Regions from separate parts of the Homo sapiens genome. Here region 2 is linked to region 1. Evidence: chromatin loops called from intact Hi-C (ENCODE). Cell type or tissue: heart right ventricle. All regions are shown on one strand. Each heading gives the region's core, and the rest is flanking DNA. Links, peaks and the distances in the headings are about the cores only.

Evidence for each region. Hi-C counts contacts between places; a loop is a spot of excess contacts. Peaks named below come from ENCODE experiments on the same cell type or tissue, not always from the same donor. Only the 100,000 strongest peaks of a DNase experiment are listed, where the experiment ranks them.
Region 2: a loop joins it to region 1, with 2.3 times the contacts of the local background. A loop is called at or near these places in 2 of 110 quality-filtered maps.

Annotation. Positions count from the first base shown.
Region 1 is chr5:146,959,703-146,975,984 of GRCh38, forward strand. It overlaps a transcript of PPP2R2B not described here. Among named protein-coding and RNA genes, the nearest start is that of PPP2R2B-IT1, 48 kb to the left of the region's middle. In heart right ventricle, for the core only: CTCF peaks have their summits at 6,541 (motif pointing left) and 6,745; a DNase peak (open chromatin) is centred at 6,549.
Region 2 is chr5:146,675,604-146,691,885 of GRCh38, forward strand. PPP2R2B (protein phosphatase 2 regulatory subunit Bbeta) reads right to left here. Exons shown (of 10, transcript NM_181675.4): 5 at 15,525-15,637. Among named protein-coding and RNA genes, the nearest start is that of PPP2R2B-AS2, 120 kb to the left of the region's middle. In heart right ventricle, for the core only: no CTCF peak of the experiment used is centred there; a DNase peak (open chromatin) is centred at 7,488.

The DNA of each region.
Region 1 (16,282 bases), core at 3,228-11,227:
GCCAGGCAAGGGAAGAGGAGGATGGGAGAAACAGACAAATAGACAAGAGCACTGTAAGTGAGTTGTTATGCTGATGATGGGTCTGTGCAAGGCTTTCCAGGTTTGGCTGGGGGAACATACAGAAAGGAGAACCAGCTGACATACTAAGGAAGAACAAGGGAGACTAGAAGCAGAGTAGGGAGACGACAATGACAGAGCTCAAGAGGTCAGCAGGAGACAGATCATATTTCCCAAGCTAAGCATTTTGAACCTGACTCTGAAAGCCATGGAGGAGCCATTGATAGGTTTTAAGCACGGAAATGTCATGATCACTTTTAGTTGATTGCAAAATTGTAAACCCTTCTTTCCTAACCCTCTGTAGGGATGGCTGTGTTAGATAATACTACATTGTTTCAGGACTTAATGAGTAGAGGTCATCTACCTCCAGCTGTGTTCTAGACCTACCTGACTATAATTCTCCCTCCTAGGTTCTTACTCAGATTCCCTTGGCTCTATTGAGAGTATCCAGGATAGTCCCTAGTCCTTTTTTCTGCTACAAAAGGCATTTCATCACTCAGATACTATCTGGTTACATGTGTAAAGAAAAGACATACACATGCTTTTTTTTGACGGAGTCTCACTCTGTCACCCAGGCTGGAGTGCAGTGGCACAATCTCGGCTCACTGCAACCTCCACCTCCCGGATTCAAGCGATTCTCCCACCTCAGCCTCCTGAGTAGCTGGGGTTACAGGCGCAGGCCACCACGCCCGGCTAATTTTTGTATTTTTAGTAGAGAGCGGGTTTCACCATGTTGGTCAGGCTGGTCTCAAACTCCTGAACTCGTGATCCACCCGCCTCAGCCTCCCAAAGTGCAAGATCTTTTAAATAAAAGTCGCTCAGAGTTTGAGCAGGACAGAAGACAGAAGCACAGTAATTAGAATGGAAAACCATTAGACCTGCATGAAAATGGACCAAGCAATGTAGTCAAAAACCTAACCAAATTAGATTCTGAGCTCTGGTTAATGTGTCTTTCAGGCAGGGGATCAGCCGTAGATCCTAGATGACAGATTTTTACATATTTGAGGAAAAGTAGTAACTTTTAAAATCAAATAAAAAGACAGGCATGATTTCTTGCATGCTGAAACTGCAAGCCCTTTTTCGTTGTGGAAGGTACACCTCACAGCTCCTCCCTGATGCTTTAATTTATATGATTTATAAAACCAATGTATGCCTATTGTAAAATTCCAGGAATAGAGAAAAAATAATTTTAAGTAAAAATTATTCTTCATCCCACCGGAGTCAACCAGGCTTAACATTTTTGTACAACTCTTGCCCCAGCTTTTATCCTCTTATGAAAACAATATTATTGTTATTACCATTGTTGTTTAAAGAAATATTACCTTAGTTGTATAATTTGCTTTTTTCCAGTTATACTGTAAATATGTATTTGCATTATCATTTTTAAAGCACACAGAGTATTCCATTATGCAGTTGTACCATAATTGTATCAGTATCATCTTCATAAACACTTAAATTGTCCCGATAACAGCAACAAAAACGCTTAGGAAGGGGGAAGGCTATGATGAACACCAATGTAGGTAAATCTTATGTTTCTATGACTATTTACTTAGAATAAAATTCAAGAAGTTGAATAGCTGAGCCAGTGGCATGCATGTTTAATGCCTGGGCTACATGCTGATGAATTGTCTAGAAAGATTGTATTCATGTACTATTTCACCAAAAAAGTGTCTATTTTGCTCTATCTGTAACAACTTTAAATATTATTTTTGATTCTAACTTTTGCCTACCTGATAGGTAAAAATTAGCACCACATTGTTATTTTAATATTTTGTTCCTTTAATTACTAGGAAGCTTGAACACCTTTCCATATAACTATCAGGTGTGTATTCTTTTTCATAAATTGTACTTTCTTGTCCTTCCTCATATTTGTTTGGTGATGCCTTTTATATGTTAAGAGTATTAACCCATTGAAAACCCATTTTTATAGCCTGAAATTTGGTTCAGTCATCTACAGAGAGCATTCAGCCCAAAATCTGCCCAACATCAGTACTGGATATTTAAACTTAAGCAATCCATAGTCAGGAAGACACTGGTCCCCCATGGAGGAGATTTTTTTTCAAAGGAATGGATCATAAAGCAAAAGGGATTTTCTATGGTGTCCCTATTAGTCAAATAAAGTGGTCTGACTCACTTTAGCTTTGGCAATTCCTGGTCATTGCTTGTGTGTGTCCCTAGAGAACAGAATGAATTAAGGAGTCACCATCTAAGGTGTTTTCAACAGAAAACACTTTGGCAAAAGCTTATTTAGCTAGTCTGGGATTAATTTTCTTAACCAGTTAGAACTTCAAAAAGAAGGGAATGAGTTAATAAACTCTTCGCAACATCCCTGCCCCCATACTCCCATCTAGTATGGTCTTCTGAGTCTGCACATGGCTGGGGCTCTTCTTTCCACACGTGTACTCTGAGCCCTAGAAACACTTAGGCTGTGAAGCACAATACACTTGTTTTTTTCTTTGGGTCAGTTCAAATTGATCATGCCAACTCTTCCCATTCCCTCCTCTTTGCTTCCAATGTTTCCTTTCTCTTTTGTTTTTCAGAAGAAGGTAGAAGAATTTGGTAGACAGAGAGAGAGAGAGAAAGAGAATGTGTGTGCATTAAAACCAGACAAGGAAGCGGCTGGGTGTGGTGGCTCATGCCTGTAATCCTAGCACTTTGGGAGACCAAGGCGGGTGGATCACGAGGTCAGGAGTTCGAGACTAGCCTGACCAACATGGTGAAACCCCGTCTCTACTAAAAATACAAAAAGTAGCTGGGCGTGGTGGCACACACCTGTAATCCTAGCTACTCAGGAGGATGAGGCAGGAGAATAGCTTGAACCCAGGAGGCAGAGGTTGCAGTGAGCCAAGATCACGCCATTGCACTCCAGACTGGGCAAAAATAAAAATAATAAAAAAAAAACAACCTTAAAGCAAAAAGTCCTTGGAGCCAATACCAATTGATGACCCAATCAGAGATACCATTTCAGAATTACAAGTATAACCTTATTTGATTCTCATCACCCTCAAGTTCGCTGCGGAACTTGCCAAAGGCCCAAAGCTAGATAGTGGCAGAGCTGGGACTCTAACTCAGGTCTCAATGACTTCAAACTCATTTTTATGAGATTATGTGTCTCATAAGTCACCATGCCTGCTACCTCTTGTTTTACAGGTGAATGAACAAAGGCCCAGTGGACTGAGCAACTGGCTAAGGCACTCAGACTTTCTTAGTGGAGCTGAATAGAGAACACAGGCCCCTTTACTGTGCTGACTCATCTTTGAGATGATGATGCAATTCAACAAGAAAAGATTCAATGTGTACAAATTGGATTGGGGCAATTATTCAAGAACAAATTGTATAAAGTGAGCTACACCTCAAGCTCTTTGCTTTGCTTCCCATTTAGGGGCATTTCCTATGAGTCCTTATACAACTCTCTGTGGTGGTTATAACCTGGTATCAAATCAAATCAAAATCAGAATCAGTGCAGACAATCATTGCATGAGATTTGCTGTCTTCATGGAGGTTTTGTGTAGTGAAACATTGGGCTGACATCGCCTAGGGAATTTCATGTGAAAATTCCTCCCAAACATTTTTATTCTCAGAGTTCCTCTTCTTAGCACCACCACGGAGTAGGGATCTGGAGGGTGAAGTGAGGTTTTTTCTCTCTTTCCCCTTCTCCTGTCTTGCTCTCTGCCTCACCACTCACTGGCTCCTACCTGAACTTCCAGGTTAGTCCTCCACTCACACTTGGAATTTCTTATCCTTTTGCCCTGCAGAACACTTAATTGAACATATTGTGTTAGTTGAGCATTTCTTTGGGGTCCCAAGTTTTTCCCCAAGGGGTTTATCAGCAATTATTCTGAACATATACGGCACCTTCAATTTCCTGTCTTCATTTTTTTTCCCATAGATAATGTTATTATCCCAATTTTTACTAATGTTATTATCCCCATTTTAAGAAGTCTGAAGGTCAATTAGAGTAACTTGCCAAAAGTCACACTGCTAACACCTTGCACAGCCTAAATTCAAATCCATATTGGTCTGACTTCTAAAATTCTGGCTTTGTTTAATGACATTAACTCCCTAACTCATTGTATTAAACTCTTACTATCTGTGCTAATTTCTCAAATATTGTATAAAAGGAGTTGTCCTCTAAAAAGAACAATTGTAACAGCTTGACCTTTCAGGTCTCATTCAGAAGGTTCTTACAAAGACAGCTCTCTATTATGAATAATTTACCCTTCTCAAGGCTGAATTTCCTCTGATGATACTTGACCTTCTCCAGGCATGTAGGCCATCCAAATGTAGCCCTTAAGTCAGCTGGACACTGGGGTTCAAAGATAGTTTTGCCTTGTCCATTGCTCAGTGAAGCCATTCCTAAGTATGCTCCCCAAAACATTTATCCTATTATCCTCTTAAACATGAGATTCCACGGCTAAATACGTCAGAAAACTGAGAAAACAAAAATTAAGTTGGTGTTTCCCAGTTGCATTCCATTAAACACTGTTGTGTGAGCTGTTCATAGATCTGACAGTCAAAGAAAAAAATGAAAAAACAGTTTGAGGTTAAACAATTTTGGCAAAATATAAATACTCTAATTCCCTTTTGGGAGATTTATGATAAACATTAGCATATTAACGCTTCTGGCATGTCCTGCTAAATAGTTTGACTTGGTGCTTCGCAGATTTTTTAACCTTAGGATATTTTTTTTATCTTGCAGGACCAGCCCGCAACAGCCCACTCTAGAAAAGCTTCTGGTTTAAGTTCTCAGCTCCTGTATTTATTTTTATTTTTATTTTTATTTTTATACGGAGTCTTGCTCTGTCACCCAGACTGGAGTGCAGTGGCATGATCTTGGCTCACTGCAAGCTTTGCCTCCCAGGTTCATGCCATTTTCCTGCCTCAGCTTCCCGAGTAGCTGGGACTACAGGCTCCCGCCACCACGCCAGGCTAAGTTTTTGTATTTTTAGTAGAGACAGGGTTTCACCGTGTTAGCCAGGATGGTCTCGATTTCCTGACCTCGTGATCCACCTGCCTCCGCCTCCCAAAGTGCTGGGATTACAGGTGTGAGCCACCGCACCTGACCGGCATCTCCTATATTTTTAAGGGAGTTGACAAAGGGTCCTCTTTTGGGAATCTGGGCCTGGTCCTGCCATCTATTATTTGGGTGACTGTGAACAAGTCACTCCTCTCTGGGGCTCAGTTTTCCCATCTGTAAAATGAAGATAATATACCATTTGTCTCTAACTTTCCTTCCAATTCTAGCATACCATCACCTAAACATATGGAATTGATGGGGCTACACACCAGAACATCATGACAAACTGTGTGTTTATATTTTCTTAATCTCATCCTCTTAATTGAGGCCCAGAGAGGAATAACTTACTCACAGTCACTCAGTTAGTTTGATGGCAGAATCAGGCTTAGATTCCCAAAAGAAAATCATCCACCAACTCCCTTCAAAATATATAAGATGAAAATTTAAGCCATATGTTTGTTTCCTCCAGAAATAAAATAATAATATTTTTCAAGCTATAGAATTCTTATACATACACATAATTTGTCCCTATCTGCCAGTACATCATAGAAGGTATTCCCCAGAATCACACTATCATTTACTTGTTCAGAACGTTGAGGTTTTCTCTGATTAGCCAGTTTTCAGGATAATGGGAAAGTGCAGAGAGTGGTTCAGGTGAACTGCAGTGGGACCTCAGGCAAGCAACTTTCCCTCTCTGTGACTTGTTTTTTTAATCCGTGAAAAAGAAAATAATGACAGTGTGCCCTCCATTCCTCTAAGATACCTTGTCAGAACTGTCAGTCATAGTCAGAAAACTCTGCTGCTATATGCCTGCCCTGTCCTGAGGTATCAGCAGAAGTGTCGCTGGCCCCGCTTGCTTTGCGTCAGCTTCCAGGTGAGTGCTGCATAAATCCTCCATTTGGTAGTATGAATGCTAGTATTATAAGTACAAATATAATGCCCTAATATCAGAGATAATTTACTTTGCACTAATGCACTTATCTTGATAATAATTCTTCTTAAAATCCATAGCAGGAAAGCATGATGGTTAATAGCTAGGCTCTGACATCCGATACCAGGTTTGAACCCAGCACTGTTACTTACCAGCTGTGCATCCAGGCAAAGTGTTACTCGCTGATCCTCAGATCCTTCATCTATAAAGTGGGAATCGTACGACTCACTGCAAAGCTGGTACAGCAATGCAATGCAATAATGTTTGTAAAGCTCTTTGTACATTCCCCAGGCATACAATATGTGGTCGGTTATGGCAATTAAAAACATTATCTATTTCAGACATAAAATGCAAGGAGATTGAGAAGAAAATTGTCACCATACCAAAGCCAGGAATTGGAATCCTGTACACCCATTAGAAAGGAAAACCGTAGTTGGTGTTCTTAGCTAATGGTCCTTTGGCTGCCTGCGATATTAGTGTTGGCCAGAGGCTCGTTAATGTTGTCATTGTTTATTATTGAACACTGCCACCTAGTGGATGAATTGGTCACATGCAGGTAAGGAAATCACGGAGGTTATGTCAGGTCACCTGGTCACACATGGAAGAGGCTGTTGTGTCCATCTTGTCCACACTGATTTCAGCTTGTTGACTTGCAGCCATGCCCAGGGAGATACTGGGGTGTTCCTGCTTATGTAGACTCCCCTCTATCTTCGCGCAGTTGTCAAACTGACACAAAGACCTGAGAACTGTATTCTTACACTGCGGCTATGTGAGCAGAGCCAAAGATCGGCCTCCTCTGACATGACCTAAGGCCCCTCCCTCAACACTCTAATCCATCATACCATTTTATTTTATGCAAAAGCATATCGTTGTCTGAAAACATTACTTTCTTTCTGTTTCCCATCCCCTTCTCTTGCCCCTAACTAGAACGGAAGGCAGCCAAGTGTGGGGCCATGTGAGCCTTATTCCTTTACGTATCCCTCGTACCTAACACTGGGCCTGGCACAGCGTAGGAGCACAAAAATATGTGTAGCCTATAGCATAAAAAATCAATGACAATGCCAATAATCACTGCTGTTATTGTTTATGGTTCCTACTTTTTGCCGGGCACAGAGCTAAGGTCTGTACATAGATCACCTCATTTAATCTCTATAATCAGCCTGCTTAGTGGGGGTAATGTCACCACCCACATAGGATCAGTAATTTCTAGGGCTTAGAATTGATCTTTCAATTTCAACAAGCATGGTTCCCCTTTGCTCAGTATTATAATGCCATACCTTATTTAATCCTCTCTTTTGAAATCCTTCTTATAGTTTCACCTATTTTACAGATTTGAAAGCTGAGTCTCATAGAAGTGAAGCAATTTGCTGAAAGTCACTCAGTTCAGGTTTAAAACCCAGGTCTTGTCTAATTCCAAAGGCCCTGCTGTTTTCACTGCAACATACTGCCCTCTATTAGATACATGGATAAAAAAGGGCTTTCTTAATTCGGTCCTGGAAACCCAGGCCTGAGTTTTGGTTAAGCCTTTGTAAGAAGCCTTTCTCCCAAGCTAAATCTCATATTGGTTTTTCTTGTAGCCAGGTCTTTATTGGTTTCTAGATGTCTCCTCCACGTTCACTTCAAAGACAAAAATTAGCTACAATTTATTGAAGATTTTATTATGTGCCAGGCAGGGTTCAAATGATCTCATTTAATCCTTATAACAGCCCTGTAAAATAGGTTCCATTGATATTATTCCTATTTTATAAATGAGGACACTGAGGGACAGAGAAGTTAAGTAATTTCCCCATGGTTACCTGGATTCTAAACCAGAGCGCTGGTTTGAACCTAGGCAGGCAGTTTCCTTCCAGGATACACTCCTAAGCACCAGTGGCCATCCTAGGGGACTATATCCAGGACATTTCCTTTGCTGACATCAGGTAAGGGAAGGCCCTCAGAAAACCTCAGGGGCAGCCCCACTCAGTAAAGCACTTCCCAGAATGTTTAAGCTCAGAAACTGTGCTGAAGTCAGAATACATAGAGATGCCAGGCATCCTGCAGCTAGCCCTCCTCCCTCCCGGTTTGCAGTCCCAGCCTACGGTTACTCTTCAATTAGTTTCCATCTGTGGCAGCAGCAATTCCCTAGGGGTACATGGGCCAAAAAGAGAGACCGACTCAGCCAAGAACCAGAAATATCCTCACTGCAGCAAACAAGCTAGTGATGGAAAAGAGGAAAATTTTCCCTTCAAGGTCTGGACATTTCTCAAAGACAGCCCACTCAGCTTATATAAGCCGCATGCACCACTAAAGGAACACAACCAAGGCCCCATGAATCTAGAACAATCTTGCCAATTACGTGTTAATTGAAAGTTATGTAGAGGCCATCCACATGCCCTTGGGGAAACTTGACACTGTACTTATTGAATTGTCTGTTCTGGATCACTGACCTGGGCAAAGGGGCTCAGGCAACACTCAAAGGACAGTGGCAAAGTCATTCCACATTCCATGGGTATCAGTTCAGAGTTTCCACCCTTTTTTGAACCTTTCCTCCAAATAAATAGGCAGTGATGGTGTTTAGGGACATTCTGGGCTTCCTTGTATTCATTAGTTCATGTTTTCATATATTTATGTACTTGTAAATTGACAAATCTTGTCTTGAATATACATTTGCTAAGTATCACCTCTGTTTCAGGTTAATGCCAGGTGCTGGGAACATCAAAGTGGGTTAGATACAGTGGGGTGCTGGTAAGTGATGGCCAACTGGCTTGCTATGTGTCGGGCTAACATGAATGCTGGTTGCATTTTCCTTTACATTAATGAATAAGACAAGATTGAAACTACGAAGATCTATGTCAGTGTCGTCTGTTAATGACCTGAGCTACTTCTTTGCTGAATTGAAGTGTCAATAATAGAAGAGTTCTTTAATTTTTTGTGTTGTTCACAGATACTATGACACGCTTTAAAGTTTAATCTGCATTATTGACATTTCTCCATCAGTTTCTTGAGTCTAGACAATTAACTAACAATAAATCAAGCCTTGGTTTATAGCATTTGCCAATCTTCATGTGCAAATAAGACCATCGTGGCCAATTTCAAGCTACCAATATTTTGCCACTAAGCATGGAGTTGAGGAGAGACGTACAACATGAATGTATATCATCTCAAAAGTATAGATTATAGTACAATCTAGTAATTAGGAAGAAATGAGTCTTAAGCTTTTATTATTTTCATTTTGAATATACAATATTTACTTATATAATTTGATATTTTATAATGGCTATGCTTAACAACCAGTTCAAAACAATTCAGGACGTTTAACAAGTGGCGCCAGCCAGCGGGTATTTGTCAACTCCAGCCTACCACTGGTTAGACATAGGCTCCTACTTGAAGAAGTTCACAGTTGAGTTGGGGAAAAGCTCTCATAGTATGAACTGCTTTGTAAGAAGTAAGATCAAGATGCCATCGGAGCATTTGGAAGGCAGATCCAGTCAAGAGTTGGGCTTGGGGAAAGCTTTCTGAGACAAAAATATCTAATCTGAGACCTGAAGGAAAATAGATATTAACTATATGAAGGGTGGAAAGTGGGTTCCAGATGGAGGAAGGCCCTGTGCAAAGGACTGGAGTGAAACCAGATCACAGAAACTTTTGGAAATACACAGTATTTCATTATGGCTGGAATAAAGTGCTGAAGGTAAGGTGGTCACATCAGATAAAATTGGGGGGAGGAGAGTACAAAGCCAGGACATATAAACCATATCAAAAATAGTTTGTCTTAAAGATGGTGAGTACTTACTGACAGTTTATATAAGTGAGGGCACCCTGATTGGATTTCTTATCAGATCATTCCGCCTGTGGTATAGGAAAGAGAGAGGCTAGACAAGGCTATACCCAGGATGCCACAGCCATCCAGGAGCGAGATGCAGGTTGCCTGCCTGGTGGCAGTGGCCACAGGGATGGCAAAGAACAGAAGAATCAAGAGTCATTTAGGAGGTTGTGCCTGCTGGACAAAGTGATTGATTATTTGTGTGTTTTTTGGGGTGGAAGGAGTGCTGAGGGAAACAAAGTCAAGAATGATACTCAGATTTCTGACAAAAGCAACCAAGTAAATGAATGGAAGTGGAGATGGTGGTAGGGGAACAGGTAATTAACCTGAAGGATGATGAGTTCTCTTTTAGATGGATTACATTTATCGCAGTGAATGTCCAAGTGGAGATATCCACGAAGCAGTTGAATTTATGTCTGAAGCTCAGGGCACATATCTGGGCTGGAAAATGAATTTCGGAGTTTTGAATACATAGATGCTAACCAAAGCCACGTGTATGGATGTAATCATCCAGGATGCATCAGAATCACTAAAGTTTCTGGGCCATTTACTCCACCAGCACCATCCACCCTCTTTACATCCTCCCACTGTTTTACTCATTACTGACACCCTATAATGTAGGTATACTTATTATTCCCATTTTGCAGATGAGGAAACTGAGGCATAGAGAGAACAACTATTTCCTCAAGGCTGCACAGTAAGTGGCAGTGCCCAGATTTGAAACCAGTGAGTCTGGCACCAGAACCTACACCCTGAACTATAATGTTGGTCTGCTTCTGTGTCAAAATACAGACTAAGAAGGGAAGACCAGCCGGGTGCGGTGGTTCATGCCTGTAATCCCAGCATTTTGGGAGGCCGAGGCGGGCGGATCATTTGAGGTCAAGAGTTCGAGAATAGCCAGGTCACCATGGCAAAACCCCATCTCTACTAAAAAAAATTAGCCATGCGTGGTGGCGGGCTTCTGTAATCCCAGCTACTTGGGAGACTGAGGCATGGGAATTGCTTAAACCTGGGAGGCTGGAGGTTAACAGTTAGCCAAGATCATGTCACTGCACTCCAGTCTAGGGGACAGAGGAGACTCAGTCTCAAAAAACAAAAAAAAGAAGAAGAAGAAGGGAAGACCAGAAGGTTAGACCCCTCAGAAATGAATATTTAAGTCACAGGAAGAGGAATTTACAAAGGAGATGGTAAAGGGAGGTGTGGTGGTGAGGAACTTGCGGCTCATAAGAAGGTCACCTTCTTAAAAACTCCCTCACCACAAATTAGGTAATTGAGGAGTTGCCCCGTAAAACTTACAGTCACAATGAATTTACTAACATTCTTTTCTAATCATAAAAGCAATGTTTTTTTTTTCCTGTAGGAAAATTAGAAAATACAGAGAAGAAAATAAAAATCACAGTATTCAGCTATCTAGAAATAATTGTGGTAACTATTTGTTGTATATCCCTTCAGACTTTTGATCTATGCATAGAAAAACAGAGATCCCTTCGAAACATTTTTCAAAGTCTATTTTAAAATTATATTTTGTTGTTTCCAAAGCTGCACATTTTAAAATCAGGATTTATCTTATAATCAGTGGTATTCCACAGGTTAATGATAACTTTTTGCTCCTAGTTGTACAAAGAATGCTGCATCTTTTCATTGATAGCATCATAGATTTGGTGAAATGTGGTAGGACATATGTTCATATCTTTAAAAATTGAAAATGTGCTAAAAGGTACACAGAGAAAGATCTCTTTCCCTCTCGGCATATTCCAGTGTTTCTCCCTGGAGACAGATGATATTTTCCAGCTACTTGTCTACCCTTCCAGATGCATTTTAATGCACACACAAGAAAATATAACATGTGTCCCCTTCTCTTTAAATACATGGTAACGTACTATCCACTCTAGGGCATCTTGGCCTTTTTAAAAACTTACGCTCTATGTTGGGAGTCTTTTTTCCAATTGCAAATTTTACCTTGAAAGAATGCGCCACAATTCATTAAGTCCCTAGTGATGTGCAAAGTTATTTCCAATCTTTTTCTATGAGAAATAATGCTATGATGAATAATCTTGTATATTTTGCACATACAGCAGTATACCTATTAAATTTCTTGAAATGTAACTGCTGAGTCAAGTGATAATTCAGTTGTTATTTTGAAGATATTGCCAAATTGATCTTCTTAAAAGTTCCAATTTATACTTCTTCCAAAAATGTATGAAATACTGTTTTCCTACAGCATTTCCAACATATTAGGTTATCAAACTTTTTATGTTTGTGGTACCTATAGGTAAAAATTACATCTTTAACATACTTTTTTTATTTTGGAATAATTCTAGATTTTATAGAAAAGTTGCAAAGATAGTATGGAAAATCCCTGTATATTCCTTACTCAGTTTCCCCTCTTGGCAACATCTCATATCTCCATGGTACACTCATCAAAACTAAGCAACTAACATTAATATATTACTATTACCTAAACTTCAAATTTTATTTGGATTTTAACAGTTTTTCTACTAATATTCCTGGATCCCATCTAGGAGGCAATATTGCATTTTAGTCATCTTGTCTCCTTAGTCTCACCTGGTTTCTGACAGTCTCTCCGTCTTCCTTTGCTCTTCATGACCTTAAGAGTTTTGAGAAGTCCTGGTCAGTGGTTTGTAGAATGTCTCTCAATTTGGGTTTGTCAAATATGTGTCTTATGATTAGAATGGGGTTAGTTTTTGGAAGGAACACTTCACAGGTAAAGTTCCCTCCTCATGTCATATCAGATGGTAGGTGTTATCAACATGACTTATCACTGGTGATGTTCACCTTGTGGATTTAAGGTAGTGTTTGCCAGATGTGTTCATGGTAAAGTTACTCTTTTTCCCTTTGCCACACACTTATCTCTGGATATGAATCACTAAGTCAAGCCCAAACTCAAGAGGGAGATGTTGGCTGGGCACGGTGGCTCATGCCTGTAATCTCAGCACTTTGGGAGGCTGAGGCGGGTGGATCACCTGAGGTCAGGAGTTCGAGACCAGCCTGACCAACATGCTGAAACCCCGTCTCTACTAAAAATACAAAAATTAGCTGGGCATGGTGGTGGGTGCCTGTAATCCCAGCTACTCAAGAGGCTGAGGCAGGAGAATCACTTGAACACGGGAGGCAGAGGTCGAAGTCAGCTGAGATCATGCCATTGTACTCCAGCCTAGGCAAGAGAGTAAGACTCCATCTCAAAAAAACAAAAACAAAAACAAAATAGGGAAATCTTAGTGTAATTATAATTAGCATTTATCTTATAGGTAAGGATATCTTTTCATAAGCTTAAGGACCATCTATATTTTCTGAACTGTTGACATTTTTCTGTTGAACTTCTAATCAATCTTATTTTTGTCAGTTGTTATGAGAAATAAGCCTTTTCTCTGTAATGCAAATTAAAAACTTTCACCCAGCTTACCATTTCTTATTTTTTCTGTTGTGTTTTTGCCATATAGATTTTAAAAATTTTATGTAATAAAATGTATTAGTTTCTCTTATGAGTTATGGTTTATTTATCACACTTAGAGATATATTACCTATTTCTTGATGATCTTTAAAAATGTTCTGTGGTATCCTTTTTCTGAGGTTATGTTATGTCTTTGATCTACCTGGAGTTTATTTAGGTATAAAAATGAGTAGGATTTGATTCTTTTTCTTTTTCTTGTGGTTACTTGGTTGTCCCAGTAGCAATTTATGGCCTATTTTCCATTATTTTATCGATGTGCAATAGATAATTTTGCCGGAAAAATGTGTAGGGGCTTCAGCCCTGGACAATTTAAATTCCCATGTTCTTTCCATAGAGACAGATAAAGCAAAACAACATAAACTCTCATATTTTACATTATTGTTCATATAGATTGACCTCAATATCTCCAAGCACAATTTTCATTTTGAGCCACTGTTGGCACATTGGGCTACCCTTTCTTTAACCTTACTTCAGCAGCAGCCGAAGGGCAGCGTGGCCCCAGGTCATAGCTAAGTGGCAGATAAGGGTGCAGATCCTTGAGTCACACTGGGTTAGTGGCATTACTTTAAATCTACAGTTAGAGCTACAAAATTGGGGTTATGAGAAGAATTCCATGGCTTGTAATTCCTCACGTATAACTCAACCCAAATTTGGAGAGAAATTGCCACTTGATTATATGAGAGGAGATAGTATTTGAGGCTAGGATTCTTTAAGGTGGTACATGGGCACATTGACAACAGAGGTAAGTGGTATAACCTACTTATATTTTTAAAACATCTTTGACAAGGTTCTGTGTCAAAACTCAATGAGAAACACAAGTTTCCATGTTCTTGGAGAGGACAGTTCTGTCAGGGTCAGTCACTGCATTAGCGAAGGAAACAATGCATATAGATAATAGGCACTCATCTGAGAAGACAATATTTGCAAAGCCTATAGGGTAAGGGATCCTTGTTCCCCAGAGTTCCATCCTAGGCCCATCCTTCTTTAAAATCTGCAGAAATAATCTGGAGGCAGATGAACAAAATGATAATTTTAAGGTTTTCCGTGTTATTGATTTGTTTTTTCTAGAGAGTAAAGAACTAAGTAGATTAAGTTAGAAAAGAGTAAACTCTTGTAGATCTATTTGGAATCCGGGCAAGAAAGTATCATTTGAGTTTAAAGGTAAATAACAGCAATAATGCATATTTTAAAAGAACAAAAAAGTCAAAATAGAAAATAAAGGACTCTGTTCTACAGTAGGTTTAGTTCACACTACTACTAATGAACTAATAGTACTTTCTGTGTGCTTTATACTGTTCTAAGTCCTTTAACATACATTAATTTATATAGCCTTTAAAACCAGCCATGAGGCAGGGTTCATTATTCCTCCCATTTCACACATTAGAAAATGGAGGTCCAAGGAGTATGAGTAACCAGTTGAAGGTCACATAGGCAGTAAGTGGCAGAGGTGGGTTTGGATAGGGCAGTCCCGTGCTGGGGTTGGTGGCCTGAATCACTGGGCTTGCTGCCTCCCTAGGAGGGCTCTGTACAACTCAGGCAACTGTCACATTGATCTATTTCTTCACTGGAAGAGCTGAGGGTAAGTCACATTCATCTTTGTGTTTTCAAGTTTAGCATAATCCTAGGCACAAACTATATGCTTAATAAATTAATAAATTTTGACCACTTAAAGTATAATTTAAAAAAATGTGTATGGTGAAATAAAAGGAATTTTTTTTTTTTTTTTGAGATGGAGTCTGGCTGTGTCACCCAGGCTGGAGTGCAGTGTAGCAATCTCAGCTCACTGCAAGCTCCGCCTACGGGTTCACGCCATTCTCCTGCCTCAACTTCCTGAGTAGCTGGGACTACAGGTGCCCCCCACCACACCTGGCTAATTTTTTTGTGTTTTTAATAGACACGGGGTTTCACCATGTTAGCCAGGATGGTCTTGATCTCCCGACCTCGTGATCCGCCCACCTCTGCCTCCCAAAGTGCTGGGACTACAGGCGTGAACCACCGTGCCCCGCCTATTTTTTAAATTTCATAAGTTTAAAAACTTTTGCAATTGTGATACAACACATAGAATGTACCATTTAAATACAAAGTTCAGTAGTGTTACATAAACTCACATTATTGTTCAACCAATCTCCAGGACTTTCTCCTCTTGCAAACTGAAACTCTATACTCACTAAACAACTCTCCATTGCACCGACCCCCAGCCCCTGGTGAGCACTACTCTAGCTTTATTTCTAAGAGTGTGACTACTCTTTATACCTCATATAAGTAAAATCATATAGCATTTTTCTTTTTGTCATTGGTTTATTTTGCTTTGCATATTTTCAAGATCCATCCATGTTATAGCATGAGTAAGAATTTCCTTCTTTCTTAAGAATAAGTAATATTCCACTGTGTGTATATTCCACATTTTGTTTATCTATTCATCAGTCAGTGGACATTTGTGTTGCTTTCAACTTTTGGCTATTTTGAGTAATGCTGCTGTAAACATGGGTATGCAAATATGTCTTTGAGATCTTGCTTTTAATTTTTTTTGGCTATATATCTGAAGTGGAATGGCTGGATCATATGGTAACTCAATTTTTAATATTTTGAGAAACTGTCATGCTGTTTTCCATAGTGGTTTCACCACTACAGTGCAGAAGAGTTCCAATTTTCCCACATACTTACCAACAATGATTTTCTTATATTTAAATGACAGCCATCCTAATGGGTGTGAGGTAATACTGTGATTTTGATTTGCATCTCCCTGATCATTAGTGATGTTGAACCTCTTTTCCTATGCTTGTTGACTATTTGTATATTTTATTTGGCAAAATATCTATTCAGGTCCTTTGTTCATTTTTTTAATTGGTTTTTTGTTGTTCAGTTGTAGGAGTTCTTTACATATTCTGCATATTGATCCCTTATCAGATATATAATTTGCAAATATTTTCTCCCATTCTATAGGTTACATTTTCACTGTATTGTGTCCTGTGATGCATGGAAGTTTTTAATTTTGAAGTCATC
Region 2 (16,282 bases), core at 3,118-11,117, 280 kb before region 1:
GCCTTGGTGGCTGCTATTGTTAGATTAGCAGTAAATGCTGTTAGCAAATGCCATAGAAACAAATTGCCCCTTTCTGGAGCCAGTGGGCATTTGTCTTTGTCGTTCCTCTGGGCATGGGGCTCAGTTTTCTTTGCATGGACAGCAGAGGAAATCCTGCTTTGGAGGAAAGCAGCAGCTCTTTTTTATGGTTCTGCACTGTTAACCAACCTCAGTCACTTCTCTCTCTCTCTCTCTGGCCCACTGCTTGCACAGAAAATTGAGGTAATGATTTATATGTCGTAAGCAGTTCTGACAGGTGCACTCTATCTTGGCTTCCTCCTGCCCCAGGACTAATCGGAAGCTTATCTTTTCCTTTGTGTAATAGGGAGCTGTCAGGTTCTATGACCCTCCAAACAATTCAATCACTCATGGGCGGATTCACCTTGGAGGGAGGACGCCTTGATATTGGAGAAACCCGGTGGAGGCCATGCCCTGACATGTATTGAAACAATGGCAGCTGGGGGCTAGAGGGCAACATGGCCAAACTGACAAAATGTCATTTACTTCCTAAATTTAAACTCTTCTGCCAGGAACTATCTAGGCGGCTTTTCCATGTTGGTGAACATCCTGTCTTCAGTGCAGAACATTTAGCTATCTGGGCAAAGTAGGGCTGTTCCAAAAAATGACCTGTACAGAGAAGCGAGGGCTTGCATTGCTCATGGGGAAAAAAGCGAGTTCCTTAACAAGACCTATGGTGCCCAGCATGATCTGGCCATAAGCTGCCTCACCACCTGCATCTTACTGGTACCACACATCCCCTGCACTCAGCTTCAGCCACCTGGGCCCTCCTTCCACACTGTGTTTTTCTGTGCTACCTCCTACCTGATGGGCTTTGTGCATGTCACCGCCTCTGCCTAGAACATTCTTTCTGCTCCTCTTCTTACTTTCCTCCTGCTGTGGTTTAAATATTAATTGCTCAGGAAATTATCCTCTGCTCTCCCTGAAAAGATCAAATTCTCCCCATCATCTGCTCTCCTGTACACCATTCACCTTTCCTCTAGAGGCCCCATTACACTGTCGGCTTTACATTAGGAGCATTTTATGCATGCTTTTTCCAACCCAAAGAGATGGCTAGCTCCATGAAGGCAGGAACCATATCTTTCATGTTCACTTCTATAACTCCAGGACTAATCATAGTACCTGGCTTACAGTAGGGACTTAATAAGTGCTTGTGGAATTAGTTTTTAAAATGCATAGCAAGAAACCGAGGTGGTGCTTATGTTCTTAATTGGTTTGACCGTCAAGTAGTGCAACGGCATATCTAATTGGGACTGGTGTGGCGGTCACCTCTGAGTCCATCTGCGTAAAGGATTTTAGTATGGGAAGGAATAATGATAACCAAGTGTGGCTTTGTTTTGTCACTTCTATCTTAATCTCTAACCTTATAACTCCTGAACTCCTATCTTTGTTGTCTGCTTTGTCTGCTTTGACGATCTTATGTTTCCCTCATAGGATGCTTTTCTTAGATGCTCTTTGAATTTGGAGAGCCTATGATTTAAAAATTCAAGCTTTCAGAAGTTTCTAAACATCTGTATATTTGGTTTTGAACTGGCAAGATAATTGGACAGAGTTTTCGCTTTGTATCTGGATGTTTTCGCATTAAATAGTCAGTGTCCTTATTTAATTGAATGTTGCAGAACTCTCACTCCCTGAAAATAATGAGAGGAAGTGAGATCACAGAGTAGAGAAGAAAATGTTGAGAAAGAACTCAGGCAGTTTCTAAATACACAATGGGATTGACTGTAATGTTAGGCAGGGGCAAATGAAGTACATGCCGTCACCATTTTTTTTTGTTTGTTTGTTTGCGGTTCAGGATTGCTTTATTTTTCACATTAATGGTATCATGCTATGATCTTATACTTTTTAAAAAACTCATCCCTCCCTCCCTCCCTCCCTCCCTCCCTCCCTCTGTCTGAGACAGGGTCTCACTCTGTCACTCAGGCTGGAGTGCAGTGGCCTGATCTCGGCTCACTGCACCAGGCTCAAGTAGTTCTCCCACTGTAGCCTCTCAAGTAGTTGGGACTGCAAGTGTGCACCACCATGCCTGGCTAACTATTGTATTTTTTGTAGAGCTAGGGTTTCACCATGTTGCCCAGGCTAGTCTTGAACTCCTGAGCTCAAGCGATCCACCCACCCCAGCCTCCCAAAGTGCTGGGATTACAGGCGTGTACCACCACTCCTGGCCCGCTGTGACTATTTTCAAACCAAAGATTCCTAGTCACTGGATTACAAGCCCCATGAGAGCAGAGACCATACATGTCCATCATGACTATATGTATGGAATCCTTTTTAAATAAGTGGCAGGTAAGATTAATGTTAGGTTAGACAGAAGGAAACATTTGTGAACAGTGATTTGTTTTGGATTGGCTAATGGTTCTTTTCTGCTTCAAGAAGTCTCTAAAGTAGGATAAAGCCCCCATGGCTCAGAGGGTTAAAAGCCATTGCTGTTGGGAGGCCAGGTAACATGGTGGTTAAGAGAACATTGATGCAAAAATCCTCAATAAAATACTGGCAAAACGAATCCAGCAGCACCTCAAAAAGCTTATCCACCATGATCAAGTGGGCTTCATCCCTGGGATGCAAGGCTGGCTCAATATACGCAAATCAATAAATGTAATCCAGCATATAAACAGAGCCAAAGACAAAAACCACATGCTTATCTCAATAGATGCAGAAAAAGCCTTTGACAAAATTCAACAACACTTCATGCTAAAAACTCTCAATAAATTAGGTATTGATGGGACGTATTTCAAAATAATAAGAGCTATCTATGACAAACCCACAGCCAATATCATACTGAATGGGCAAAAACTGGAAGCATTCCCTTTGGAAACTGGCACAAGACAGGGATGCCCTCTCTCACCACTCCTATTCAACATAGTGTTGGAAGTTCTGGCCAGGGCAATTAGGCAGGAGAAGGAAATAAAGGGTATTCAATTAGGAAAAGAGGAAGTCAAATTGTCCCTGTTTGCAGATGACATGATTGTATATCTAGAAAACCCCATTGTCTCAGCCCAAAATCTCCTTAAGCTGATAAGCAACTTCAGCAAAGTTTCAGGACACAAAATCAATGTACAAAAATCACAAGCATTCTTATACACCAACAACAGACAAACAGAGAGCCAAATCATGAGTGAACTCCCATTCACAATTGCTTCAAAGAGAATAAAATACCTAGGAATCCAACTTACAAGGGATGTGAAGGACCTCTTGAAGGAGAACTACAAACCACTGCTCAAGGAAATAAAAGAGGATACAAACAAATGGAAGAACATTCCATGCTCATGGGTAGGAAGAATCAATATCGTGAAAATGGCCATACTGCCCAAGGTAATTTACAGATTCAATGCCATCCCCATCAAGCTACCAATGCCTTTCTTCACAGAATTGGAAAAAACTACTTTAAAGTTCATATGGAACCAAAAAAGAGCCCGCATCGCCAAGTCAATCCTAAGCCAAAAGAACAAAGCTGGAGGCATCATGCTACCTGACTTCAAACTATACTACAAGGCTACAGTAACCAAAACAGCATGGTACTGGTACCAAAACAGAGATATAGATCAATGGAACAGAACAGAGCCCTCAGAAATAACGCTGCATATCTACAACTATCTGATCTTTGACAAACCTGAGAAAAACAAGCAATGGGGAAAGGATTCCCTATTTAATAAATGGTGCTGGGAAAACTGGCTAGCCATATGCAGAAAGCTGAAACTGGATCCCTTCCTTACACCTTATACAAAAATCAATTCAAGATGGATTAAAGACTTAAACGTTAGACCTAAAACCATAAAAACCCTAGAAGAAAACCTAGGCATTACCATTCAGGACATAGGCATGGGCAAGGACTTCATGTCTAAAACACCAAAAGCAATGGCAACAAAAGCCAAAATTGACAAATGGGATCTAATTAAACTAAAGAGCTTCTGCACAGCAAAAGAAACTACCATCAGAGTGAACAGGCAACCTACAAAATGGGAGAAAATTTTCGCAACCTACTCATCTGACAAAGGGCTAATATCCAGAATCTACAATGAACTCAAACAAATTTACAAGAAAAAAACAAACAACCCCATCAAAAAGTGGGCGAAGGACATGAACAGACACTTCTCAAAAGAAGACATTTATGCAGCCAAAAAACACATGAAAAAATGCTCATCATCACTGGCCATCAGAGAAATGCAAATCAAAACCACAATGAGATACCATCTCACACCAGTTAGAATGGCAATCATTAAAAAGTCAGGAAACAACAGGTGCTGGAGAGGATGTGGAGAAATAGGAACACTTTTACACTGTTGGTGGGACTGTAAACTAGTTCAACCATTGTGGAAGTCAGTGTGGCGATTCCTCAGGGATCTAGAACTAGAAATCCCATTTGACCCAGCCATCCCATTACTGGGTATATACCCAAAGGACTATAAATCATGCTGCTATAAAGACACATGCACACTTATGTTTATTGTGGCATTATTCACGATAGCAAAGACTTGGAACCAACCCAAATGTCCAACAATGATAGACTGGATTAAGAAAATGTGGCACATATACACCATGGAATACTATGCAGCCATAAAAAATGATGAGTTCATGTCCTTTGTAGGGACATGGATGAAATTGGAAATCATCATTCTCAGTAAACTATCGCAAGAACAAAAAACCAAACACCGCATATTCTCACTCATAGGTGGGAATTGGACAATGAGATCACGTGGACACAGGAAGGGGAATATCACACTCTGGGGACTGTTGTGGGGTGGGGTGGGGAGGGAGGGATAGCATTGGGAGATATACCTAATGCTAGATGACGAGTTAGTGGGTGCAGCGCACCAGCATGGCACATGTATACATATGTGACTAACCTGCACAATGTGCACATGTACCCTAAAACTTAAAGTATAATAATAATAATAAAAAAAACCACAGCGTTGCACACACTTAAAAAAAAAAAGTTCCCAGAAATCCTGAAGTAAATAAATTTGCTTAACTGTGTTTAAGCTAGGGTTTCCTATATTACTTGAGCCAGAGACATTTGTGTGAGACAGTGTGTGTATGCATGTGTGTACCACTGCTTTTAACAGTTTTCTGGTAAAAAGAAAATAAACTCATCTGATCACAACAACAAATTACAAGAGCATGACCCACCTTCTTCCACCCAAACAAACACAAACCTAACACCTTTCAGGTAGAAAATTCCTTTCCTTGTTGCTAAACCATTCTAAGGAAACCAGAGAATAAAATATATTTTTCTGTTGAAAACAGTCTCCTTTAACATGAAACCACCCTTGTAAGTAGTTTTCTCCAACCAAGATCTTGTTTTTATGCGTCAAAGACAAGATAGTATCTTGCTATGCACACTACCCCTAGGGAAATATTTAAAATATTTTTCTCTGGTAAGGACTGGTATTTAAAATGCTTACATCAATGCATCAGTCGAAGCCCGGCTTGCAACGTACTAGGATCAAAGTGATCATGTCCTCTATTGAGTTGGATTCCAAATCCATTTGCACTAATTATTTTCTACAAAAATCCTAATGCATAATGAGCAGAGGCCCTAGAAGTCCTCTACTGATTTCAAATTAGTTCTTTGCATAACCTAGTAGCAAAAAGGGATCTAGGCATGTATTTTTGATCTTCTATTAGTAAAGTCTAGTTGAAAAATAAATAAAAGTCAGCTCTTTACTTTGTTAACATTTTTAGGATTCTTGAGCAATGCCCTGCTTGGGTGTTGTATGCCATGTACATGCCTGCACGCACCCACACATGCACGTGTAGTTTCGGGGACCGGAGACACACCCATTGCTCTAGCAACAGTGAGCTCACACTTCAGAAATGGGACCTGGTGTGGGCTGAATGTCTTTCCCATTACGCTTATAATTCAGATAATTTCATCTGAAAAATTCAGAAAATAAAAGTATTCTCTCCTTCAATCATCCAATTATCCTTGATTTTTCACTTCCTTTGAAAAGTATACAGAGAGCCCTTTAAATGAAAAGATGGGAGAATCACTCTAATAACTTCTCATTTGAGAAAATCCTATCTGGGTCAGTGTGAATCAGGTTTGGAATGGTGACAAGATCCTTACTTGCAAAGCCCTAAAAAGGCCAGAACTCTGCCCTGTCAACCTTCCCACATCTCTGAAATTCAGACCATTTAACAACCAAGGTTAGGGAAAGACAATGTGTCAGAGCCTGTAACACTATCAGGCTTTATGGCCAGGGAATCTCAAGATAAATGGCACCAGAGGCCATGGAAACATCCAGATTTTCTTCTGTAATGTGATTCTTTTCTTTTTCTGACACTAGTGGACGTCTCAGCTTGCCACTGCCATTGAGTGTACATATGGGAGGTGTCCTTTATTAGTTCCTATCACATTCAAGAAGCCATGGACACCTTCCAAAGGGTTTGGGAGCAAAAGACAAAGAGAACTCGATCCTAAACCAGGTATAGGGTTCTGCTTATATTTACGTCTATGTTGGATCTAATTACTACATGGTAAGTGCAGCATAACAAAGGTACCTTTGGGATGAAAGAAAATATTTTATTGTCAGTGAATACACTCTGAATGCAAGGCAGCGTAGGAGAGTCAGTACAAAGGCAGATTCAAAGCATAATGAATTGCTAGTCTCTAGATGTAATACTACTTCGAACTTTTCAATATATTCATCATGCTTTCCTGAAACTCCTAGTCTCTAGGTAAAAGACAAGATGGGAAAAAAGAGGAGAAAGGGATTAACATAAACTAAGCGTCTATTGATGGCAAGATATTATGCTAAACACTTCAACAAGTGACTTTATCAGCCCAACCTCTGTAAGAAAGTATAGTTATTATTCTGGAGTCAGCTTGAACCTGGTTTAAAAATATGGCTGTGCCACTTAGTAGCTATAGACATGAGCATGTCACTATAGCTCTCTAGATCAAATGTCCTCATCTGCAAAATGGGAATAACAGTAGTACCCACTCCACAGGCTGCCGTCTGGGCATAGTGAGATGGTACCTGCCTAGCAGAAGGCCTGGCACATAATACATACTTAATAAATGTCTGCAATAGTGTTACTATTATAGCACACTGGCAACTAAGTAGGCTGTCCCCCATGACTTGACCAGGAGTAAGAAGGGGAAAGAAGTTGAGTTATAAAAGGCACTAACAGCTCACAATCACAGAATCATCATGGATGCTCATTCTAAATCAAATCACTCTCTTAGTGTAAAGGCAACCACATTTTGATAATAATGTTGTCCTCAGACTGATCTATACAGAACCTTGAGGCAGGAGGAGACAAGAGGAAAAAGGAAGGGATTTTAAAAATCAAATCTGAGAATCTCTACTTTTGAGTAGAGAGATCATTATGCCAAAGGGTCTCAAACCCATCTGATCTTCAGGATGGCCAAGAATATGGCCGAGAAATACGGGTGGGTGTCTTGGCCACACTCCTGGAGATTCTGAGTCACTTGGTTGGAGATGACTTAGATGTTCCCAGAGTCTGATGATCATCCAGCTTTGGTAAGCCATGACCTAGTTTCATGTACCCTTCCTACCCCGCCTTTTCCCAAAATTAAACAGAAAGCCCACCTGTGCCCAAGGCACCAGTAACTTTTACAATCTCCTTGAAAAGTTGTTTTCCAGCCCCTGCTTACTCATATGTGTTTTGGCTTACACTGAATATTCAGATGCATATATTAGGCATTCTATTTTAGTACAAGAGGCAGGACAGCAGCTTGGGTTTTAGAGTCATAAAGACGTGCACTCAAGTCCAAGCATTACCACTTACTAGCCGTCTAACCTAAGGCAAGTTCCTTAACTTCCCTGGCTTCAGCTATCACATCTCTACAATAAGGATAATATCAGTGCCTATGTTATAGGTTTATCTTGAAGATTAAATTAGCCAATGCATGCAAAATGTTCTTGGAACATTAGCATAAATGTTAGCTTCTCTTTTAATTCCAACTGAAGTAGTTCCTTTGGCTGACATGGAACTCAATTATCATCATGTCTCTGAACATTAGCCAAAAATATTAGCCAATGAGCAGAACAGAAACATCCCAAACTCTCATCCCCCAAAGGCGAAACATGTCAAAACACAAAGGCTTGTCAGTGAGGGTAGTGGTTAAATTCTCGTGGAGGGCTTTCTGATCCCATAACTGAAACCCCATGACACTGACAGATACAATCAGATAATGATGGCAATCAATAATGATAACAGAAATTATTATTTATTTTCATAAACACAGAGTATGTGCATCCCACTGAGTTACACACATCACATGCCAGCATTCACTTTCAGGGCAGTCAATCAATGAGAGATCTCAATATCCACCCGCCGAGGCAGGATGGGGAGGATAGAGCGAAGGTTGAGAAATTACCCATACTAGAATGACACATTCACAAAGTTAATCTAATCCAGGAGCCGTTGGTGCCATTGCAAGCCTGTGAATATGGAATAGGCTTGATTGATTTTTCACTGCAGTAGCTAAACACGCCATTGTTATATGCAACAAATGTAAGGAAAGGAAAGATGAAACCATAAAAGGATTGGATGTGAAGCCCCCAGAGCAGCAATAAATCACAAAATGAAGTCTAAAAAAATTAAAAATGGTAGAGGAAGGCTGTATCTATGTCCTAAGAGGCCTCAGTTATCAAAGCATATACCGAAAATTAAAACCTGGGGCAGTAAAGGCTGATCCTGACTCAACCAATAATTTGCACTAAATCTGGCCTGGGGTTCCCCCTCCTCCCAGAATGAGTATTACGACATAGGTACCTCAGAGGGAGCAAGAAAGCCTAAAGGCTATAGACAGACAGAACGTGCTTCATTCCCAGTTCTGCCTCTTTCTAGCTGTGTGATCCTGATTAGATACCTGGCCCCTCAGAGCCAGTTACCCTCTTTTATAAATGGGATAATCACATCCACACCACTAGAAAGAAAGAAATGGCAATGCACATCCTGTATGCCTCAAAGGATCCTTGGGAGCATCAAATGAGATGCCCAACATGAAAGCCCATCTACCCTCCAGATGCATCGTGGAAACTCCTTCCTAATCCCGTCTCCTCCCTTTGTGCTTCTTCTGAACTGCCATGGTTATCTTCTGTGCTTTTCTCAGGACAGTTATCCTTCTCCATGATTTCTCAAAGTGTGGTCCAGGGACCACCTGCACCAGAATCACCTGGGCATTTTCTGGGAGGGGCCTTGTCAAAGATGTCATTTCTTAGAGTCCAACTCAAACCTTCTAAACCAGCATCCCTAGTGACGAGGCCAGAAATTATGTTCTAGGCAGAGTCCCCGGTGACCATGAGGCACACAGTCATTTAAGAACCAATGATTGAATTCATTTTATGTTTCAGCCACTTGTAACTTGTCTCCTCCATGCCCCCTAAGGACAGAGAGTGTGTTTCATTCATCTTTGTAAGAGCCACACTTTGTAGTGCATGCTTAGTACAGTGTGTAGCATAGTAGACACTGAGATACAAAATACATGGAAAAGTCCTGTACATCAGATGTTGTCATCCTCACTGTTGTTTAAATCAAGTGCCATGCCATAAATAGTCCTAATAATAGTGAGGAACAGGAGCTCTGGAGTCAGACAGACTCTGGAGCTCTGGACTCCATTCTTGGCTTTGCTGTTTACTATTTGCAAGGCCTTAAGCCAGTACTTACCTTTCTGAGCCTCTGTTTATACATCTCTAAAATGGGCAGGATGCCTAAGTCACAGAATGATGATAAAGAAAGGACATCAAACAACTGCGCCCCAAGCCTGTCACTAAGAAAGGCTGAATATGCACAGTTGCTACTATTAGTAAGCCTAAACCAATAGTCTGTTTAATCAGTTCTCTAGGAGACAAATCAAGTAAACTGTTTCACTCAGAGGATCTCTCTTTTGGGAAAACTAGCTAGTCTTTTCAGTCAACTTGCCTAATCTCATGACCTTTTAGCAATGGTCCTCAGGAAGTCCTCATTCAGGAGTCAGAGCTGGTAAAACTGAATGCCAGTTGGCCAGTGTCTTAGACGGTACCTATGGTTGTGTCCAAATTGCCACCAATGGGATTTGCTAACATCAGGGTCATTTTAAGTGGAAAAAGTTTAGTTCTGGAGATTCATGAGACTGTGAGTGTCCTGTGCTGACAGGAGGACAGAAACAGCCATTGTGTAAAATATGATGTCATTTGATCTTTCCTTTAAAAATCAGTGCATCCCTTGTGTACCCACCCTGTGGCAGAAAAGGCTCTGCAGCCCTCACCCCCCGCCTTCCACCCCACCAAAATCTAGCTTGTATGTTAAGAGAGCTTTGATAAAACGTTCTGAGAGACATCAATCAATAATAAAACATTCCTGCCCCATGGTCAGGAATATTTTCTTAAAAAGCAGAGCTGTAGAGAATAAGATGAAAAACATCAGATTTGGAGTCATGCGGACTAGGTTTGAATTCCAGCTCTTCCGTTTTCTAGCCATGAGATTTTGGGCAAACTTCTTGGCTACTCTAAAACACGGTTTCCATTTCTGTGTAATCTGTTCACTTGACAGATATTTACTGAAAGTCTACCATGTGCCATGGATTGTTCCAGGTGCCGGAGTTGCAGGAGAGAACAAAACAGAGTCCCTGCTTTCATGGAGCTTACAGTTTACTGGGGGTGAAGAGGAGGCAGACAGCGAAGAAAATGCTAGACAGTGACAAGAGCTAAGCAAAAAAGGGCAGAGAGAATGAATGGGAAATGTGGGTGTGCTCTTTTCCATAGGATACCCTAGGAGGGCCTGATAGGTAGCACTTGAGCAGAGACTGAAATGAAGAGGAGGCTATGGCTTCAGATGATCTGGAGAGAAAAATAGAACCTAACCGAGAGAGATATTATGAGGACTATGTGATATTAAGGATATAAAATCTAGTACCTGGCACATAGTAAGCACTCAATAGATGGTTGCTATAATTATTTTTATTTGTTGTAAGGCATGTTTGAATAAAATCCATTCGAAAAATTGTATTCATCACATCACCTTCATTTTGGGAAGGTTATGACCAGTCACAGCTTGGGAGCTCATATTTGTAACAGGTAAAAATGCCGATTTCAACCTGGCCTAGGTTCCCAGGGCACTGGCAGCTGATAATAATGAGAAAAAGAATACCTCCAGGCTTACCCTGCAGGGAGAAGTATGCTAAGTGTGATTTCTCACCACCCAACTTCCATTTCAGGCTGATTAAGTCACTTTAACGATGAGCTCCCATTACCTAGAAAGAGCTCTAAGGGTCTGTTACTCCTGGGCAGCGGGAGGTTGGGGAAGAAGGGCATGGAGGGTCTTCTGAAGTAAAACTGCATAGGGACCTCAAGGCCTTTGTTTCTCCATTGCTGAGGTCAGAGATCTGGAAAGTCAATGTGTAAGTGTGTGTGTATGTGTGTGTGTGTGTGGCAGGGACAGTGGTAGCGGGGAGTGGTGGGGGGAGGGAGAGAGAGGGAGAGGAAGAGAGGGAGAGGGAGAGAGAGGGAGCGATTGATCGATTAATCCCCTCACCTGGAATAATAATGGCACTAATTATTAAGACAAACATTTCAAATGCCCAGATGTATATGTCTAAGTTTAAGAGCCTAACTCTTGATTTTTAGTCCCAGTCCTGGAATAACCAGTTGAGGGATACTGGGTAAGTCATTTTCCCTCTCTGAGGCTGCATCGGATCGAAGGGCTCAGGTCCCAGAGCAAAGTAGATCAAAGCTTGGTTCTCAGCCCTGCATGATCTTGGGTATTCTACTTAACTGCTTGGAGCCTCATTTGTTAAATGGGCATTTTAACACCCTTTGAGGTAGCTAGTGCAGATAGAGAGTGCAGCGTGGTGCATGGTATATGGCAAATGATCAATAAGTGCTAGATACCCGCATTTTCACCTGCTAAATACCTGTCCTGCCCTCCTCATTGGCTATTCTGAAGATGAATCAAGGGACTAGGTGAGAAAACGCTTGTAATAGAAATGGTACAACTGTAAGGCATTATTATTAAATTATTACCATGATTATTGCTTTATGTTAAGTTATGATATTGAGCAGGGGATATAGTTTTCATAGACATGCTTCTCATGGGCTCTTTTGGTAATGAGATTGATTTTGAAAGGCTATCTTCTATGAAAGATATAGTCACATTCTTGCTTTGAAAAGCTGAGTCTCTCAGCGCTGAAACAGAACAGGTTCATTACACAGTAAGGATTAATTAGCTGTCGGGTATTATTAAATGTTCTCACTCTCAATACCCACATAGAACTGGAAACTATGAAAGTGAGCAAGAAGTAATCATAGTACAGGGAAGGGAAAAAAAGACACAATTGCTGGCAATGCACATTTCAAGAGGAGAGCGTGTTAGTAAATTATAGTCTGATTAATATCACGTCAGCTCATTCTCTGTTTGGAGTCATTGTTCTGAATCTAGTCTTCAGGGTTGCCTGCTTTTTTTTTCTTCTACCACTGGGATCAAAAAGAAAAGGAAGCTGGACTTTTCAGTGTTTAAAGAGTGCTGTGGTGTGGATGTTTACACTGAAATGCAGGATATTTGAGAGCCTAGGAAAGGAGAGGAGGTAAATACAGATACTGGTATTTATAATTATATAGCAAATATAACATGTCCCTCCAAAATATAACAGAGGTTATATAGCAAATATAACATGTCTCTCCAAAAAATAACAGGTTCATAAAAATGATAGCTTGAAAAAAAAAATGATAGCTCGAATGGGCCTTAGGGATGATAGAGTCCAGTGACCGCAGACCCCCTTGTCTCAGCCACCAGGGTCAAGTGTTGAAAATGCAGATTCCTCTGGGCCTCCTCTCTGGAGTGGGTCTCAGGAATTTACATTTCCCAGTCCTCTGCTTGGCAGCTTAGAAACTAAGCTTGGAGGGAAGAAGTATAATTCATCAGTTAGGTTGTTAGGTTACACAGCTGGTTAGTAAGAAAGCAAGAACCAGAGTTGGAATTTTCCAACTCCCAGCCACACCTCAGGGCCTCCTTCTCTGTTTCATCTGAAGTCCACTTCATTGGCATCACTGGCTTGGCATGGGGAGGATCTCTGCTCTCGTGGAAACTGAATAGACCTTCTTTGCTCTTTATCATAGGGATGGAATTCTCCCAGGGGTTAAGCACAGATATATGAAATCCCATAGGATGCCATGGACAGTAGGATTCCACGGTGGGGTCTACAGATGTCATCTGAGAAATTCCATCCACATAGCAAACAAGGGCAAGGTAAAGTCTGGGCAGAAGTTCACGGTATAAACTCTACGTGGCACTTAATCCAGTTGTTTTCTCCATAAGATTGCCATGTCTCGAGGGGCAAAAGACAGTCTTATTCCCAATATATTGCCAGTACGGTGTTTGCCACTTAGTAAATCTCAGTGAGTAGTTTGTAGAATAAATACAACAGTATAAAAAGTATAAAAAGAAAAATAACTGAATTGTCTCATATATATAGGCCCACTATCAGTAGGGGGTAATAATAGCCATGATGACGATGATGTTATTAATACTAAAACAACAGAAGGGAACTAACATCATTGAGTGCTTTTTGTGAGCCAGCACTACACAGGCTAAGCTGTTTCTTACACAAAATAACTTATTGAATCCTCACAACAATTCCAGGAAGCAGTGACTATCATCATCCCCGTTATATAGATGAGACATTGGAGGCACAAGGTATTCAAATATAGCCACATGCCACATGATGTTTTGGTCAATAACACTGGTTCCATAAGATTATAATACTGTATTTGTACTGTGTCTTTTCTATGCTTAGATATGTTTATATACACAAATACCATTGTGTTATAATTGCTTACTATTCAACACAGGAACAGGCGTACAGGTTTGTAGCCGAGGACCAACAGGCAATGTAGTCTAGGTATATAGTAGGCTATACCATCTAGGTTTGCATAAGTATACTCTATGATGTTTTCACAACAATGAAGTCACCCAATGATGCATTTCTCAGAATATATTCCCATCATTAAGTGATATATGACTGTCATATGCCCAAGGTCACTAGCGGAAAGTAACGGAGCCAGAATTCTAACCCAGGCTGGACTGACTCAACAATAATACTCTTCACTACGCTACTTTCCAGCCTCCAAAACCCCTGCACATTCAGAGCATCAAGCCTGGATTTATGCCAAGTCCACCCAGAATGATAAGGTGGACTTACATGGAGGTTCTCCAGAGCTGAAAGCATAGGCTGATCAGAGGAAACAGAGTCGCCAATGCTTGTGAGCTCAGAAGCAGCTCAACTGAAGACCATGTGCCCATTAGGACAGGGTAAACACCTAATAGTCTAGCATGGTGGTCAGCACAGAGTCTATATTCAAAAAGTAACTGCTGAATAAGCAGATGTATCAATAAATGAATTATTAAACAAATAAACAAGTGAGCTAATTAAGCATACAATGACCATCCCATTTTGGCTTTCAAACATAGGGCAAGAACCTATTTTCCTCACATCTACTTCACTGTCTCCCTTCTTACTTTTGGTCTTTAGCAGAGCTGCTGGTGTCTGAAATCACATATTTTACACAGTTTTACAAGGCTGTTGGGGCTAGGGCTATCCCAACATGTGCCTGCTTTACTGCTCACATTGAACATGTTCATAACTGAGCTCATCATCCAGTCCTAAACCACTTTACCTTACATCTAGAGACCCTTCCCTTAAAAGATCGCTTTGAGAAATCCGTTTTTAATGCCACTTTCCTATGAGAACTTTTCTGGTCTCCAAAAACCACAGCTAATTTTTTCCTCCTTTTATCAAATTGCAACTCTCCAACACTTTCTCAATGCATTTATCTTACTATATTTAGTGCCATAATCATTTGTATATTAGTCTTACAAATCCTCTTTATCAGGCTATGTATTTCTGAGGAACAGGAAGGAAGCCACTCAGACTGAGTAGAGATCATATATTGAGGACCAGCCATAGAGGAAGGGTTTTCCATCCTTGCACTTCTTCCTCATAAGTCCACGAGCAGTACGTACTGTGTTCACTGTTTTGCAGATGGAGAAATTAAAATTAACTTGCATGTTGAAAGCTCGAAAAGGTTAAATGACTATTGGGAAATTTGGGTAAGTGGCAGAATTTGAAGCCAGGTCTGTTAGATTATTAAGTTTGTGTTCTGAATCACAAGACTGCAACTCGCCATCTGGATTCTCATCCCTGTACCTTCAGTACAGAAGGTGCTCAAGACATTTTAGATAACGTGAACAACAGAGGCTAAGATTATAGTAACGTCTGGCAGTGGCCATGTGGGCAAGTCTTCTGGGACAAAAGGAAAAGCATGGATTTGTAGTCATTAGAAGGCTTGGCACCTTTCCTGCTTCTCCATCTGCCACCAGAGAGAGACTGGGGTAGGCTGAGTCTCTGCCTACGTTCCCTCACTGGCCCATTATAGTTGCAACCTACAGTAACAACCAGCACATGGCCAACCTTAGGAGACCTGCCCCTGACTGTGGTGGCCAGGGCAGCTGTTTGCACTCACCCGCAGGGTTGTGATGGTGGCAGGATCCCGGAGCCGGCCCTCCTCATCTTTCAGATTGTAGCCTTCTGGCCTCTTATCACGCTCGCTGACTTTCCACAGCTTCACAGTTTTATCTGTAGTGGGCAACCAGATTAAGTCAGAATTATAGTGAAAAGCAAGCTCATAAGGGAGTTTTCCTGGGGGCAATGGGGAGAGGAAGAGGTAAGGATGGATAGAATTGCTACAGAAGCTGGCTCACATAAACGTTTGGCGTGCATAAATCCCATGTCATTTGAAGGCAGAGCTCATATTTCAAAACAAAAACATACATTATGCTGGGACAAATGGATTTCCCTGATAATGGGCTCTTAAATCTATAGCTTATACCTTAATTCAGCTCATTCAATAAAAGCATTTATTGAGCATTGAATAATAAGAGTGCAACATACACAGAGCTTACAATGTAACTAAGAATTTTACATGAAAAATTGGTTTAACAGTCATAACTCTGGAAGTAGGTGCTATTATCTCTATTTTAGCATCTCACCTCACTAACACATTGTCCTTACCATGTCCTAAAAGGCCCTTCATGACCTGCCCTCTCCACTTTCTCCACCTTTCTGACCCCCCTGTCCATCCTCTCCCTGCTCACTCACTGTGCTCCAGACACATGGCTTCCCTACTGCTCCAGGTACACATTAAGCTCACTAAGCCTCGGGGCCTTTGCACTTGCTGTGTCTTCTGTCTGGAAAGTCCTTTACCCTCTTTTTCGTATAATT